Linked DNA regions of Homo sapiens: region 2 is linked to region 1. A link is a loop called in an ENCODE intact Hi-C map of the cell type or tissue named here. Cell type or tissue: CD14-positive monocyte. All regions are shown on one strand.

Region 1 (8,000 bases):
ATTTGAGGATCGTTTTCACTTCTCTTGGGTAAACATCTAGGAGTGAAATTGCTGAGTCATAGGGCAGTTTTATGTGTAACTACTTTTTGAGGAGTGCAGTGGCATAATCTTGCCTCACTGAAACCTCCGTCTCCCAGGTTCAAGCAATTCTCCCACCTTAGCCTCCCCAGTAGCTGGGATTACAGGTTTGCACCAACACACCTGGCAAATTTTTGGATTTTTAGTAGAGATGTGGTTTCCCCACCTTGGCCAGGGTGGTCTAGAACTCCTGGCCTCAAGTGATCCACCCACCTCGGCCTCCCAAAGTGCTGGGATTACAGGCATGAGCCACCGCACCTGGCCTCCCATAGCTATTTCTCTCTTTTTTTTTTTTTTTTTTTTAAGACGGAGTTTCGCTCTGTTGCCCAGGCTGGAGTGCAATGGCACAATCTCGGCTCACTGCAAGCTTTGCCTCCCAGGTTCACTCCATTCTCCTGCCTCAGCCTCCCAAGTAACTGGGACTACAGACACCTGCCACCACACCCGGCTAATATTTTGTATTTTTAGTACAGATGGGGTTTCACCGTGTTAGCCAGGATGGTCTCGATCTCCTGACCTCGTGATCCGCCCACCTCGGCCTCCCAAACTGCTGGGATTACAGGCGTGAGCCACCACACCTGGCCTCCCATAGGTATTTCTAAAACACTCCAACAGCCAGACACAGTGGCTCATGCCTGTAGTCCCAGCACTTTGGGAGGCAGAGATGGGTGGATCGCCTGAGGTCAGGAGTTTGAGATCAGCCTGGTCAACATGGTGAAAACCTATCTCTCTACTAAAAATACAAAAATTAGCCAGGCGTGGTGGCAGGTGCATGTCATCCCAGCTAGTGAGGCAGGGAAACCGCTTGAACCCCGGAGGTGGAGGTTGCAGTGAGCCAAGATTGCACCATTGCACTCCAGCCTGGGTGACAGAGCAAAACTCCATCTCAAATAAATAAATAAATACTCCATCTACCAAGGCTGGCATTCAAATCTAGAACTTCTGATTGCAAATCCTGGTTATTTTTGTTTTTGTTTTTTTCTCTGCCCCACACTGCTGACAGTCCCCTGCACCTCGGACTACCCTCATTCCATAGATGAGGACCACAGGTTAGAAGCTTGTTCGAGGCCACACAGCTCCTAAGTGACAGAGCTGGGCTCTAGACTTTGAGCTGCCAAGTCTAATCTTAAAACACCATGGTTTACACTGTGCCCCTAAGGTGACAAGCAGGTGATAGAGAGAGAGAGAGAAAAGAAAGGAAAGAAAGAAAGAGAAAGAAAGAAAAAGAAAGCAAGAAAAGAAAGAAAAAGAAAGAAAGAAAGAAAGGCAGGCAGAGAAGAAACAGATAAGAAAAAAAGAAAGTCGGCCCTTTCAAACAAAATACTGTTTTACTTTGTTTCTCAGCCTTTTCCAATTTTACGCCAGCGCGGAATGAGGCGCCAGGGCGGTGCTCAGGTGTGGCCCACCAGGCGCGGGGTGCAGGGGAAGGTCTTACGCATGCCCATGCACTTCTCCTTGTCGATGCAGAGGGTGTTGGCCTTGATGGCGAGCTCGTGCTCCAGCCGGCACTTGGTCATGACCAGCAGCTGCAGCGTGTCCTGTGTCTCCCGCAGCCGCAGCTTGAGGGTCTGCAGGGTGTCGTCGATGGTGAACACCTCGTTCACCAGCCTGGGGTGAGGGCAGAGGAGAAGGCACAGGTTATTCATTTATTTTTATTTGTTTATTTTTTGAGACAGAGTCTCACTCTGTCACCCAGGCTGGAGTGCAGTGGCACAATCTCGGCTCACTGCAACCTCTGCCTCCCGGGTTCAAGTAATTCTGCCTCAGCCTCCCGAGTAGCTGGGATTACGGGCATGCACCACAACACCCAGCTAATTTTTGTATTTTTTTTTTTATTAGAGGCAGGGTTTCACCATGCTGGTCAAGCTGGTCAAGAACTCCTGACCTCAGTTGATCCACTTGCCTTGGCCTCCCAAAGTGCCGGGATTACAAGCATGAGCTATGGTGCCCGACCTAGCACAGGTTATTCGGTTCAAGGTAGATGCACTCACTGTGCACTGGGAACTGTGCCTGGCACTGAGAGACAGCAGCAAGCAAGACAGGCAAGGCTCGGCCCTCCAGGGGAAGGCAGAGGCAGAACAGGTAGACAAGTAAATACACAAGAGAACTGTCAAGGGTAATGTACACAAAGGAAGAAATAAGACAGGATGGTAAAACAGGATAGGAGACCAATCTGGAGATTCCTCGATAAGTTAGACATAGACTTACCACACAGTCCAGCAGTTCCGCTCCCGGGTATATACCCAAAAGAACAGAAAACAGGCGTTCAAACCAAAATATGTACATGAATGTTCACGGCAGCCCTATTCACGATAACCAAAAGGTGGAAGCAGCTCAAATGTCTGTGGATGGATGGATGAGTGGATAAGCACAATGTAATCGAGCCACAGAATGGGAGATTATTCAGCTATAATAAAAAGGAATGAAATACAGCTGGGTATGGTGGCTCACGCCTGAAATCCCAGCACTTTGGGAGGCTGAGACAGGTGGATCACCTGAGGTCAGGAGTTCAGGACCAGCCTGGCCAACATGGTGAAACCCCATCTCTACTGAAAATACAAAAAGTTAGCCAGGCATGATGGTGGGTGCCTGTAATCCCAGCTACTCGAGAGGCTGAGGTGGGAGAAGCTCTTGAACCCGGGAGTCAGAGGTTGCAGTGAGCTGAGATCACATCATTGCACTCCAGCCTGGGAGCCTGAGCGAAACTCTGTCTCAAAAAAAAAAAAAAAAAGGAATGAAATACTAATACCTGCAACAACATGAATGAACCTTGAAAAACATGATGCTAAATAAAGGAAGCCAGACACAAAAGGACAAATATTGCGTGACTGCATGCACAGGAAATGTCCAGAAGAGGCAAAGCCATACGGACAGAAAGTTAACTGGTGGCTTCCAGAGGTCAGGCGGTGGGGAGAATGTAGAAGATTGCTTAATGGGTACGGGGTTTCCTTTTGGGTTGATGAAAACATCACAGAACTAGAGAGTGGTGAGGGTTGCACAACATCGTGAATGTACCAGATGTCACTGATGGTAAATTTTGTGTTACATGTATTTTATCACAATTTTTTTTTTTTTTTGAGATGGAGTCTCGCCCTGTCATCCAGGCTGGAGTGCAGTGGTGCAATCTCGGCTCACGGCAACCTCTGCCTCCCGGGTTCAAGCAATTCTCTTGCCTCAGCGTCCCAAGTAGCTGGGATTACAGGCACGTGCCGCCACACCCAGCTAATTTTTCATGTTTTAGTAGAGACAGTGTTTCACCATGTTGCTCAGGCTGGTCTCGAACTCCTAAGCTCAGGCAATCCGCCAGTCTCAGCCTCCCAAAGTGCTGGGATTACAGGCATGAGCCACCACGCCTGGCCCTATAATTTTTTAATAAACAGGATAACAGGGCCAGCCTTGTCTAGATAAGAGCCTCACTCAGGTCTTCCTTACTGGCCAGGGCACCATCCCCAGCTGCTACGAGTGAGTGTTGGCTGCTAATGGCTCACAGGTCCGCAGTTCTCCAGGCAATTAAGTTGCTCAGCCAATCTGAGCTATCTCACCTGGGAGGATAGTCCCTGCCAGCGGCCACAGACAATGGCTTGGCTGACTCAGGTACAAAGGGCCTCTGGTGCAGACATCTCTGTGATGCACTTCAAGGTCTGGCGCCCCTTGCAGGATCAGCTGGGACTGGGCTGCCCCGTACTACTTCCTCACCCCTCTCCTTCTGAGGCTTTGCTTATCTAGAACTTTCCGAGGGGAGGACTTTTTTTCTTTTTTCTTTTTGAGACAGAGTCTCACTCTGTCTAGGCCAGAGTGCAGTGGTGCAGTCAAAGCTCACTGCAGCCTCAACTTCCTTGGCTTAAGCGTTCCTCCAGCCTCAGCCTCCCAAGTACCTGGGTCTACAGGCGTGCAAAACTGCACTAGGCTAATTTTAATGTTTTGTAGAGACAGGGTTTCACCATGTTGCCCAGGCTGGTCTCAAACTCCCGGGCTCAAGCAATCTGCACAACTCAGCCTCCCAAAATGCTGAGATTACAGGCATGAGCCACCGCACCCAGCTGATTTTAATTTTTTTTTTTTTAGACCAGATCTCCCTCTGTCACCTAGGCTGGAGTGTAGTGGTGCCACCATAGCTTACTGCAGCCTCAAACCTCTGGGTTCAAGAGATCCTCCTGTCTCAGCCTCCCAAATAGCTGAGGCTACAGGCAGGCACCACCACACCTGGCTAATTAAAAAAAAAAGTTTTTATAGAGATGGGGTTTATTTTTTTGCCTCCAGGTTGGTCTCAAACTCCTGGGCTTAAGTGATCCTCCTCCCTCCGCCTCCCAGGAGAGGACTTTGAGCAGAGAAGAAAGATAAGACTTAGCTGGACATGTTGAAGGCCAAGAGGGAAAGTATGTTGCAGCAGTGCCGTGGAGTAGAACTTTCTGCAAAAATGGAAAGATCTATATCTGCACCATCAAATATGGTACCCACCAGCCCCATGGGGCTAATGAACACTTGAATGTGGCCATGCAATTGAGAACCTGAATTTTAGCTGTATTAATTTAAAACTTAAATTTTGGCTAGGCGTGGTGACTCACACTTGTAATCCCAGCACTTTGGGAGGCTGAGGCGGGCAGATCACTTGAGGTCAGGGGTTCGAGACCAGCCTGGTCAACATGGTGGCAAAATGCCGTCTCCACTAAAAATAGAAAAAAATTAGCCAGGTGTCATGGTGCACACCTGTAATCACAGCTATTTGGGAGGCTGACCCAGGAGGCAGAGGTTGCAGCCTGTCATCCCAGCACTTTGGGAGGCTGAAGTGGCAGATCACTTGAGGTAGAGAGTTTGAGACCAGCCTGGCCAACATGGTGAAACGCAGTCCCTACTAAAAATATATCTATATCTATGTCCATATATATATATATACACACACACACACACACAAAAATTAGCGAAGTGTGGTGGCAGGTGCCTGTAATCCCAGATACTCGGGAGGCTGAGGCAGGAGAATTGCTTGAACCCGGGAGGCAGAGGTCGCAGTGTGATGAGATCATACCATTACACTCCAGCCTGGACAACAGAGCAAGACTCCATCTCAAAAAAAAAAAAAAAAAAGAGAGAGAGAGAGAGAGAAAAGCACATGCAAAATTAAAGGGCTTGGGTTTGTTCTCAGTGCTGTGGGAAGCCATGGGGTGGGGGCGGGGGAGGGTTGAAACAGGGGAATGGCATGCTGACTCGAGTTTCGGGATAACCTCCAGGCTGCTGTGTAAGATGAGATTGGAAGGGGGCAAGAGTAGAGGCAGGAGAAAGGTTAGGAGGTTATTGTGAATCCACATGGAGCGGATCGGGTGGTGTTCCTCAGAAAGATATGTTCAAGTCCTAAGCCCTGGTGCGTGTAATGTTATTAGGAAATAGGGTCTTTGCAGCTGTAATGAAGTTTAGGATCTTAAGATGAGATCATCCTGGATTTAGGGTGACACCTAAATCCAATGACTGATCTCCTGATAAGAGAAAGGAGAGGGAGGTTTGAGACATGGAGACATGCAGGAGAGAAGGCCATGTGGAGACGAAGGCAGAGATGGGAGCGATGCGGCTACAAGCTGAGGGACGCCAAGGATTGCTGACAGCCCTCCGGAGCTGGGAGAGTGGAAGGGAACAGAGCCTCTCTCAGAGCCTCCAGGAACAGCAACCTTGATTTGGGACTTCTGGCCCCCAAAGCTGTGAGGGAATAAACTTCTGTTGTCTGTAGCCACCCAGTTTGTAGTAATTTGTGATAGCAGCCCTGGGAAATGAATGCGGCAAGGTGAGCTGTGATGGTGGCTTGGTTGTGGGACTGTGCTGCGGGTCCCACCTCTGGGGAGAAGAGACAGTGAAACTGTGCTCAGGACCAGAGGACATGAAGCTGGGTGAACTTCCCCATGGGAAGCCTGGGCTAGAGAGAAGCAAAGAGAAGTGACAGAAGCAGCCTGGAAACTTCCACCAGCTCTGTCCAATAGAACTTTCTAGAGCAAGGGAGATATTCTGTGCTATGTTGTCTGATATGGTGAACCCTAGCCACATGTGGATACTGAGCCCTTGAAATGTGGTTATTGTGAATAAGGAATTGAATTTTTAACTTTATTTAATTTTCATTAAAATTCAGTTTATGGTTTTTTTTTTGACAGGGTGTTGCATTGTTCCCCAGGATGGAGTACAGTGGCACGATTATAGCTCACTGCAGCCTCCAACTTCTGTGCTTAAGCAATCTTCCTGCTTTAGCCTCCTAAGTAGCTTGGACTATAGGCATGCCACCATGCCTGGCTAATTTTTGTATTTTTTGTAGAGATGGGGTCTTGCTATGTTGTCCAGGCTCATCTCGAACTCCTGGCCTCATGTGATCCTCCCACCTCAGCCTCCCAAAGTGCTGGGGTTACAGGTCTGAACCACCACACCTAGCCTTTAAAGTTCAATTTTAAATGGACTTTCTTTCTGGGGGATAGGCATGGATGGGACCCTAGTGATTGGAGTAGGTCAGGAGAAGAGAGACCACTTATAGGAGGAAAAGGAAAAAGATGGCCCAAAGGCAGGAATGGAGAGGACGGGGACAAGGAAGATCATGCACAGATGGGACAATTTAGCCACTGGAGAAGGGAGACAGCCTGAATCCTATCATCTGCTCAATTCCGAAGACAGCCATGCATACAAACCAAAACACAACATACACAGATGCAGACACACACACACACACACACACACACACACACACACACACACACGGCCCGGCTCCTGAACCAAACATGCTCCACCTCCTTGCTTTCTGTCTGTCCTCCTCAGTGGTATGACTGTTGAACGGGAAACGGGAAGGCAGAGAGCTTGCCCCAAAGCAGTAGGTCCTCCAGGCAACTCCCCCAGAAGCCCTGTTCTGTAGAAGTCCCCTGGCGGGGCCGCCACTGTGGCTCATGCCTGTAATCCCAGCACTTTGGGAGGCCAAGGTGGCTGGATCACTTGAGGTTAGGAGTTTGAGACCAGCCTGACCAACATGGTGAAACCCTGACTCTACTAACAATACAAAAATTAGCCGAGCATGGTGGCAGGCGAGTGTAATCCCAGCTACTCGGGAGGCTGAGGCAGGAGAATCTCTTGAACCCGGGAGGTGGAGGTTGCAGTGAGCCAAGATCGTGCCACTGCACTCCAGCCTGGGCAACAGAGCAAGACTCAATTAAAAAAAAACTCTCGTTGGGGAGGCAAAGGGATCACCTGAGCCCTCCACTTCAGGAGGTACTGGGGTTCAGCCTGAGCATCGAAGAAGCAGGGGCAGAGGGAAGAGAGGTCAGCAGAGCCCAGCCCCCACTCTCCTGCACCCAGGACCTAGACCCTATCCATCTCACTTCCAGGGCTGAAGACCTAGCAAGCCAGCAGCAGGTCTGCTGGGTGTTGCTCTGTTGCCCAGGATGGAGTGCAATGGCGCAATCATAGCTCACTGCAGCCTCCAACTCCTGGGCTTAAGCAATCCTTCTGCCTCAGCCTCCTGAGTAGCTGGGACTACAGGTACATGTCACGATGCCTGGCTAAGTTTTGTATTTTATTTTTTAGAGATAGTGTCTTGCTGTGTTGTCCAGGCTGGTCTCAAACTCCTGGCCTCAAGTGATCCTCCTGCCTCGGCCTTCCAAAGTGGGAGGGACCCCAGACCCTCAAGTTCAAAGCCTTGGATCAATTTGCCTGCCCCTCCACCCCACCCCAACACATAACCTGCTTTTTCCATTTCCTAAATGGTTACTCAGGCGGTAACTGAGGCTGTGCAAAAATCATCGCTTGGGCACCACCCAACACTTTTTCTTGATTATCTATCCTCCTTCTCCTAACTGATAGCTCTCTTCTTGACATCTTTTCACATCTAGCAGTGGGGTCTCCACACCAGGATGGAGGGAGCAGGGTCCATCGCTGGACCAAGACCTGTGCTCCCTGCCCAGTGAAGC
Region 2 (8,000 bases), 230 kb after region 1:
CTGCACTCCAGCCTGGGTGACAGACCAAGACTCTCTCTCAGAAAAATAGAAGAATACTGATAAAGGTGGCAGGAATGGTGGTGGTGATGATGGTGGTGATGACAGTGGTGGTGATGATGATGGTGGTGATGATGGTGGTGGTGGTGGTGGTGGTGATGGTGGTGGTGATGGTGGTGGTGGTGGTGATAGTGGTGGTGGTGATGGTGTTGGTGATGATGATGGTCATGATGGTGGTAGTGATGGTGGTGATGGCGGTGATGGTGGTGGTGATGACGGTGGTGATGGTTGTGGTGATGATGGTGATGGTGGCAATGGTGGTGGTGATAATGATGGTGGTGATGGTGGTGGTGATGGTGGTGGTGATGGTAGTGATGTTGGTGGTGATGTTGATGGTGGTGGTGTTGGTGGTGGTGATGATGATGGTGGTGGTGATGGTGGTGGTGATGGTGATGATGGTGGTGATGGTGGCGATGGTGGTGATGGTGGCGGTGATGGTGATGATGGTGGTGGTGGTGATGGTGGTGGTGATGGTGGTGACGATAGCGGTGGTGATGGTGGTGGTGATGATGATGGTGGTGATGATGGTGATGGTGGTGGTGACGATAGTGGTGGTGATGATGGTGATGGTGATGATGGTGGTGGTGATGATGGAGGTGGTGATGACGGAGGTGGTGATGTCATCCTGTAGACGACACGCCACCCACTCTCCCCACTGCTTTCAGTCATAAGCCAGGAGTGAACTCCATATGTCTTGCAGGGAAACCCAAAAAGCAAAGGTAGCAGTCCACAGCCCTGAGCAGCAGCCAAGGTGACTCAGGCTGAGATGCAACAACCTGGTCTGTGGGCAGACAGGCAGCAGCCACAGGGGCCAGCCTGGACGTGCCCATAGATCCAGGGAGCTGATCCTCTTCCTCTCAAGGGGAAGTAGCCACTCCAGCAGATGCTGTGTTCCCAGCCCTCTTCTCCTTTTCAAAATCTGCAGCCCAGTGTTCCTCCCAGGAACGCAGGGTCTGGCCCAGGTTCTGTAACTTACACCTTAGCCGCATCCATAGAGTAAGATGATTGATGCTTTCCTTGAATTATTTTTGGTGATGATAAGATCATATACAGAAAGCATCTAACTCCCCAGTATTCTCACTCAAGAAATGATATCTGAATTTTTAAAATTATATCATCATTGATTTCCAGCTGGAGGAGCAGGAACTAGAGAAGCCAGTTGCCCCCCACCCAACAGGTAGGTGACGTCAAGGACCACCTAAGCTCCTAGCCGTGAACTGGGGAAATAGAGCCTGGGCATTTTACATGTAACCAACTTCACTGCCCCTCTCAACAGATCCCTCAGCACCCTCTCTTTTCCCTGCTTTCAGCCTCAGGCTCCAAGCTTCTCATCCCCAGGGCCCCTAGTGTCTTCAGAGTCAAGACCCAGATCTTGATTGGTAACAGAACCATGACACCAAGCACTAAACTGGTGTTTCCCAAAGTGTGGTTTCTGTGTCACCCTTCTGGCAGGCAGATAACTAAGGGAAAAGGGGTTCACCCATAGGTGTTAAATAACAACCAATCACTTAGTAAGAAAGCCCCCTCTCAATCATCATCATCTTCATCATTATATTAGGTTACACCATATGAAACAGCAATTTTTATGAATCTAAAACAAACAAATATCAGCAGTTTTATATGACTCAATCTAATAGGATTCTTTAGACATATAAAAACTTATAAAGAATAAAGGCCAGATGCAGTGGCTCACGCGTGTAATTCCAGTACTTTGGGAGACCGAGGCAGGCGGATCAGGAGTTTGAGATCAGCCTGGCTAAAATGGTGAAACCCTGTCTCTACTAAAAATACAAAATTAGCTAGGCATGGTGGCACGTGCCTGTAATCCCAGCTACTCCAGAGGCTGAGGCAGGATAATCACTTGAACCCAGGAGGCGGAGTTTGCAGCGAGCCGAGATCATGCCATTGCACTCCAGCCTGGGCAAAAAGAGCCAAACTCCGTCTCAACAACAACAACAAAAAAGTTATAAAGAATAATGGCTAGGCTGAGTGCAGTGGCTCTCACCTGTAATCCCAGTCCTTTGGGAGGCTGAGGCAGGAGAATCGCTGGAAGCCAGGAATTCGAGACCAACCTGGGCAACGTTGTGAGACCCTATTTCTACACAAAATTTAAAAATTACCCAAGCATGGTGGCACACTCCCAGCTACACGGGAAGAGGCTGAGGTGGGAGGATCACTTGAGCTCAGAAGGTTGAGGTTACAATGAACCATGATTGCACCACTGCATTCCAGCCTGGACAACGGAGTGAGATCCTGAATCAGAAAGAAAGAAAAAAAAAGATGAACAGTATTTTCTTTAAAATGACCAGTTTTTTGTGGAAGAGCAGTCACAGAGAGCCCTGATGGCAAATAACTTATGATGATTCTGGAAGGAATTACAGGTTGGTAATCATAGATGACCAATGCTACCATTGGTGTGGAGATTGTACTAGCAGCTGAGCTCATGAGGAGAAGACTCTAGAATACCTATATCTGAATGTTGTACCTTTAGCAACCTGTGTTAAGGGTCTCTTCTTAGAAATGTAGCAGTCCCAGGTCATAGCTTATGGATTCACTTTTACATGTAACACTATACTATGATGAAACAGAAGGAGAGAAGATGATAAAAGATTCAACTATTAAACCTTTAAAACTCACTCACTGTCCCAATGTGTAATTTATTTGAATAACTTTATTTTAACAAACATCAACTTCCTACACTTTGATTAAGTCTATTAAGTTTAATTGGTTAAAGGCATACGAACTCCAGAATGTTTATAAGACATTTCTATCTATTCTTACGGTGATTTTTATTTCTTTCTCTTTTTTTTTCTAGCACAAACAAACCTGCTTTGTGTCTCATAATGCCCATGTGTAAGAATTTTTCTGGCATATATACTGAAGAGTGGAAATCCTGAGTATTATTTAATGATTTTGTAGGCATTACCAAATTACTACCCTAAGCAATTACACCATTCTACATGCTCTCCAACAAAGTAGAATTCCCATTTTTCTATACCCTTAACATTTTTACTTATCTGCTGATGCAAGAGAGCTTTAGCTTGGTGCTACTCTATCTTTAATACCTTTCTAACACTTGCTAACTACCTTTTGTCACAAAAGGAGATAGGTCCCCAGGATCAGAAACTCGAGGAAACTGAAATCTAAACTTTCATATTATCATTTTCCATTCTGCATGGGTTTTTTTGTTACAGTTGCCTACTATTCTTGCACAAGGGATACTGGCTTTCCAATTGTGATAAAGATAGGAAATTTCCTTTTAAAACAAATTAAATCAGTAAGACAGAGTAAAACAAAATATTAGGTAAATAATAGTACAGATTGCATGTGATTTGGAGGAGAAAAAAAATTATGCAGGGAGCTCTGAATAAGTAAAGATGGGAGAAGTAATACACTGGTGATTAATTGCAGGGGAATATTGCTGAGCTCAAGACCAGTGGGTTCTGCAACTAGGTAACACCTCCCTGGAAACTGTAGTATTTCAGAAGTGAAAAATCCTGGGGATCATGTAATCCAACCTATGTGTTTCATGGGTGACGACATTGTGGTCCAGAGAGAGGAAGTTTCTTGCCAGGCACAGTGAGTCAGTGGCCAAGTGGAGGCTGGCACCCAGGTTTTCTTGACTAAGCACATGGCAAGTGGCCACTGGATTGATAGGAACAATCAAAGCAGACTTATTAAGTGATTACGACAGCAGATCCTTGTCCCTGGCTCTGTGCACCCACTGTTTGTTGTTTCATCATCTTGTAATGCAGATCTCCTGCAACCTATCCTTTTAGTTTTCTTTTATCTGAAAATGTCTATTTCTGTCTGCGTTCTTGAGGGATATTTGCACTGAATGTAGAACTCAGGATGAACATATTTTAAAATCTTATCTCTTCTAAGATATTCTTCCACAGTCTTCCAGCCGCCATGGTTTCAAACAAGAAGTCGGTGATCATTCAGGTGTTCTATATGTACTGTGTTATTTTGAACTGGCTGCTTTCACGAGTATCTTTTTAGCTTTGATTTTCAACAGTTTGGCTATTATGTGCCTAGGTGTGGTTTTCTTGTATTTATCCTACTTAGATTTGCTAAGCTTCTCAAATCTGTATTCCTTGGCTATTTTTCTTTTTTCTTTTCTTTCTTTTTTTTTTTTTTTTTTTTGCTTAAAACAACACTAATTTATTTTCTTACCATTACTGTATAAGTCTTACATGGGTATCAACGGGCTAAAATCAAGGTGAATTTGATTCCCTTCCAAAGGTTGTAGGAGAAAATCTATTTCTGCGGTTTTTCAAGCTTCTAGAAGCTACTCACATACCTTGGCTTGTGACTTCCTTCCTTCATCTCTGAAGCCAGTAACATTGTATCTCTTTGACTAGTCTTCCACAGTCACACCATATCTTTTGTCCCCATTTTCTACTTTTTAAAATTTCAATAGTTTTGGGGGAAACAGGTGGTTTTTAGTTACATGGGTAAGTTCTTTAGTGGTGACTTCTGAGATTTTGGTGCAGCCACCACCTGAGCAGTGTACACTGTACCCAATGTGTAATCTTTTATCCCTGCCCCACCCCAACACTTCCCCCAGTCCCCAAAGTCCATTATATCATTCTTATGCCTTTGCATCCTCATAATTTAGCTCCCACTTACAAGTGAGAACATACGATATTTGGTTTTGATGAGGATATTTTCCTTTACATCTTAGATGTCTTTTTCCTCCATGGTTATAATCACAGCTTTAAAAATCATTGTCTGCTAATTTCAACATCAGCATCATCTTGAGGCCAGTTTTCACTGATTGTCTTTTTCTCTTGAAAATGTTACCTTTTTCCTGTTTCTTTATATGTCAACTAATTTTGTTTTTATTTATTTATTTATTTATTTTTGAGATGGAGTCTTGCTCTGTCACCCAGGCTGGAGTGCAGTGGCGCAATCTCGGCTCACTGCAACTTCTGCCCCCTGGGTTCAAGCAATTCTCTGCCTCAGCCTCCCGAGTAGCTGGGATTACAGGCACCTGCAACCACGCCTGTCTAATTTTTGTATTTTTAGTAGAGATGGGGTTTCACCATGTTGACCAGGCTGTTCCTGAACTCCTGACCTCGTGATCCACCCGCCTTGGCCTCCCAAAGTGCTGGGATTACAGGCATGAGCCACCGCGCCCGGCCTATGTCAAGTAATTTTGTATTGAACACAGGACATTAGGGATATGTTGTAAACACTCTGGATTCTGTTATAATCTGAACAGCATTAATATTTTTGGGTTTTATTTCAGTAGGGACATAACTTGGCTGGAATCAAATGCAAAATCTCCTACCCCTACACCCATTGCAGCTCAAATCTTCGTTCAGCTTATTTAGCCTTAGCTGAGCTGCTTGGAGTCTGACCTACGAATATATACATGGTCCAGAAGCCAGCCAGATATTTAGACAATTATATACAGAATTTGGGCTACTCCTTTCTCCTTCTCTGTCTGGGATTTCTACTTTCCAGTAGGTATTTTTGCCCCAAATTCTATCCTCTGATTATAAAGGGCAGTAAACCTTTCTTTTTTTTTTTTTTTTTTTTTTTTGAGATAGAGTCTGACTCTGTTGCCCAGGCTAAAGTGCAGTGGCACTATCATAGCCTACTGCAACCTCAACCTCTCCAGGCTCAAGTGCTCCTCCCACCTCAGCCTTCCAAGTAGCTGGGACCACAGGCATGAAGTCTTAACTGCCCTGCACAGCACTGATTGGAACTTGCCTTCAGACTAAACTCATGAACTGGGAAATTCACCTGTGAAGTTCTCATTTTCCATATATTGACTCCCTTCCAGTATCTGCCTGGCCTGTCACTCTCCAGTGCCTTCAGATAGTTGTTTTTTATATTCTCCCCAGAGTTTATAGTTGTTACCTGTGGTAGCGTTGATCATATGGGAGCTGGTCAGCCACACTGGAAATGGAAATCCTTTGTCTCATTTAAATGAATAATGCAAATGGCCCCAGCTGAGAGATGGTAATCCTGAGTCTGGAAGGAAACAAAGTCACGGCATGTTACAGAATGGGCAGGAGAACAGTCGCCTATGGTTCTTTAAAACTGGGTTGGGGATTTTTAGAATCATAAACCAGACTGGCTTCTATGCAAATCCTCTGTTTTGTGCATTAGTAAGTTGGGGATAGTATTAACAAATAGTCAGTGTTCGTTAAGTGCTTACTAGGTCCAGTGTAGAGACCCTTAAATGCATATGAGCTTCGATTGCTTTTAGTGGGAAATTTTGCAGAGGAGGAGACTGAGGATTTGTGAGGTTAAACTCAGGGTGATAGTAATTTGCATGATTAATCAATAATAATGATGGTTCATATTTATTGTATTATTATCATGTTGTAGATAATGCACTAGGGACTCTATTTATGTTATCTCATTTAATCCTCCCAACAACCCTATCATGTAAGTACTGTTAACAGAGACTAAAAATGCTAAGTAAGGCAGGCGTGGTGGCTCACACTTGTAATCCCAGTACTTTGGGAGACTGAGGCAAGAGGATCACTTGAGCCCAGGAATTCAAGACCAGCCTGGGAAACAGAGTGAGACCCTGTCTCTACTAAAAATAAAAAAATAAAAAATTAGCGGGGCATGATGGTGTGAGTCTGTAGTCCCAGCTACTGGGAAACAGAGATGGGAGGTTTGTTTGAGCCTGGGAAGTTGAGGCTGCAGTGAGTTATGATCACGCCACTGCACACCAGCCTGGGCAACAGAGCAAGACCCTGTCAAAAAAAAAAAAAAGGCTATGTAACATGCCCAAAGTCACATAATTGGCAAGGAGCAGCAGATCTGGGACTTGAACATAGGCAGATTAGCTCCAAGCCTATTTGCTTAACCTCTATACCACAATGCCTTCTTGCTATGGTAAAACATCTGAAAAGACCTATTACCCTATAGGTCCTCTAAGGAGGCATGTCGCCTTCCTCTTAGCAATACTAGATTGGCTCCAACAGAAGGCTGTGGGCTTCTCTGGCACATGCACCTGGGTAGGACCCAGAGAATATCTGTGGAGTCTGAATCAACCCAAAAGCCAATATCCATCCGTTCATCAGGAACCCCAGCCTACAACGCAAAAGAGGAAATCTTCCTAAGTAGAAATAAACTGTAATAAATTGCAGAGGTTCCCTCGTCCTGGTTTTCACTTCATGTTTTGGATGCTGCATGCTGGGTGAGCGGAGATTCCAGGCACTGGCCAGGGCAGCTGCCCTGACTCCAAGGGCTGCCATGAACAACTTCCAGGCCATCCTGACTCAGGTGAGAATGCTGCTCTCCAGCCATCAGCCCAGCCTGGTGCAGGCCCTCTTGGACAACCTGCTGAAGGAGGACCTCCTCTCCAGGGAATACCACTGCACTCTGCTCCATGAGCCTGATAGTGAGGCTCTGGCCAGGAAGATCTCTTTGACCCTACTAGAGAAAGGAGACCTGGATTTGGCCCTCCTGGGGTGGGCCCGGAGTGGGCTGCAGCCCCCAGCAGCCGAGAGGGGCCCCGGCCACAGTGACCATGGTGGTAAGTTGGCATCACTTTTAATCAAGGAGAAATGACAGACTGTAGACAGCTCAAGGATTTTCCCTCCTCTCTGAAAGGGAAGTCAATGGGAAGGCAGACTGGTGAGAAATCCAAGTGTCTAGTGAGCTGGCAGGAGCAGTGAAAACTTGGAGCACTGTCTCTGTTGCTGGGTGTGCTGGAGCGAACGGCGTGCTTCCCACTCTGCTGGAAGGAACCATCCCAGGGGCACGCAGCCAAATGCCTGCTTGGGTTCACTCCCTGAGCCCTGACGATACACCAACATTAACGGGGCATGGATGGACAGATCAGCTCCTGCCTTCAAAGGGGTCTGCTGTCTAGTGGGGAAGATGGATGCAGGCACAATCAGTGTGAGTCAAAATGAGAGAAATGGGGCCGGGTGCACTGGCTCACGCCTGTAATCCCAGCATTTTGGGAG

What was found. Peaks named below come from ENCODE experiments on the same cell type or tissue, not always from the same donor. Only the 100,000 strongest peaks of a DNase experiment are listed, where the experiment ranks them.
Region 2: it touches region 1 in a loop (3-fold over the local background); 2 of 110 quality-filtered maps call a loop at or near these places.

Annotation. Positions count from the first base shown.
Region 1 is chr16:10,626,114-10,634,113 of GRCh38, forward strand. It overlaps TEKT5 (tektin 5), which reads right to left. Exons shown (of 7, transcript NM_144674.2): 7 at 1,388-1,686. The coding sequence ends at 1,470. Among named protein-coding and RNA genes, the nearest start is that of EMP2, 50 kb to the left of the region's middle. RefSeq lists an enhancer at 1-193. In CD14-positive monocyte, no CTCF peak of the experiment used is centred here; DNase peaks (open chromatin) are centred at 58, 3,008 and 5,968; H3K4me3 peaks cover 272 bases; H3K27ac peaks cover 2,911 bases.
Region 2 is chr16:10,859,009-10,867,008 of GRCh38, forward strand. It overlaps a transcript of CIITA not described here. Among named protein-coding and RNA genes, the nearest start is that of CIITA, 14 kb to the right of the region's middle. In CD14-positive monocyte, no CTCF peak of the experiment used is centred here; a DNase peak (open chromatin) is centred at 3,623; H3K4me3 peaks cover 1,155 bases; H3K27ac peaks cover 887 bases.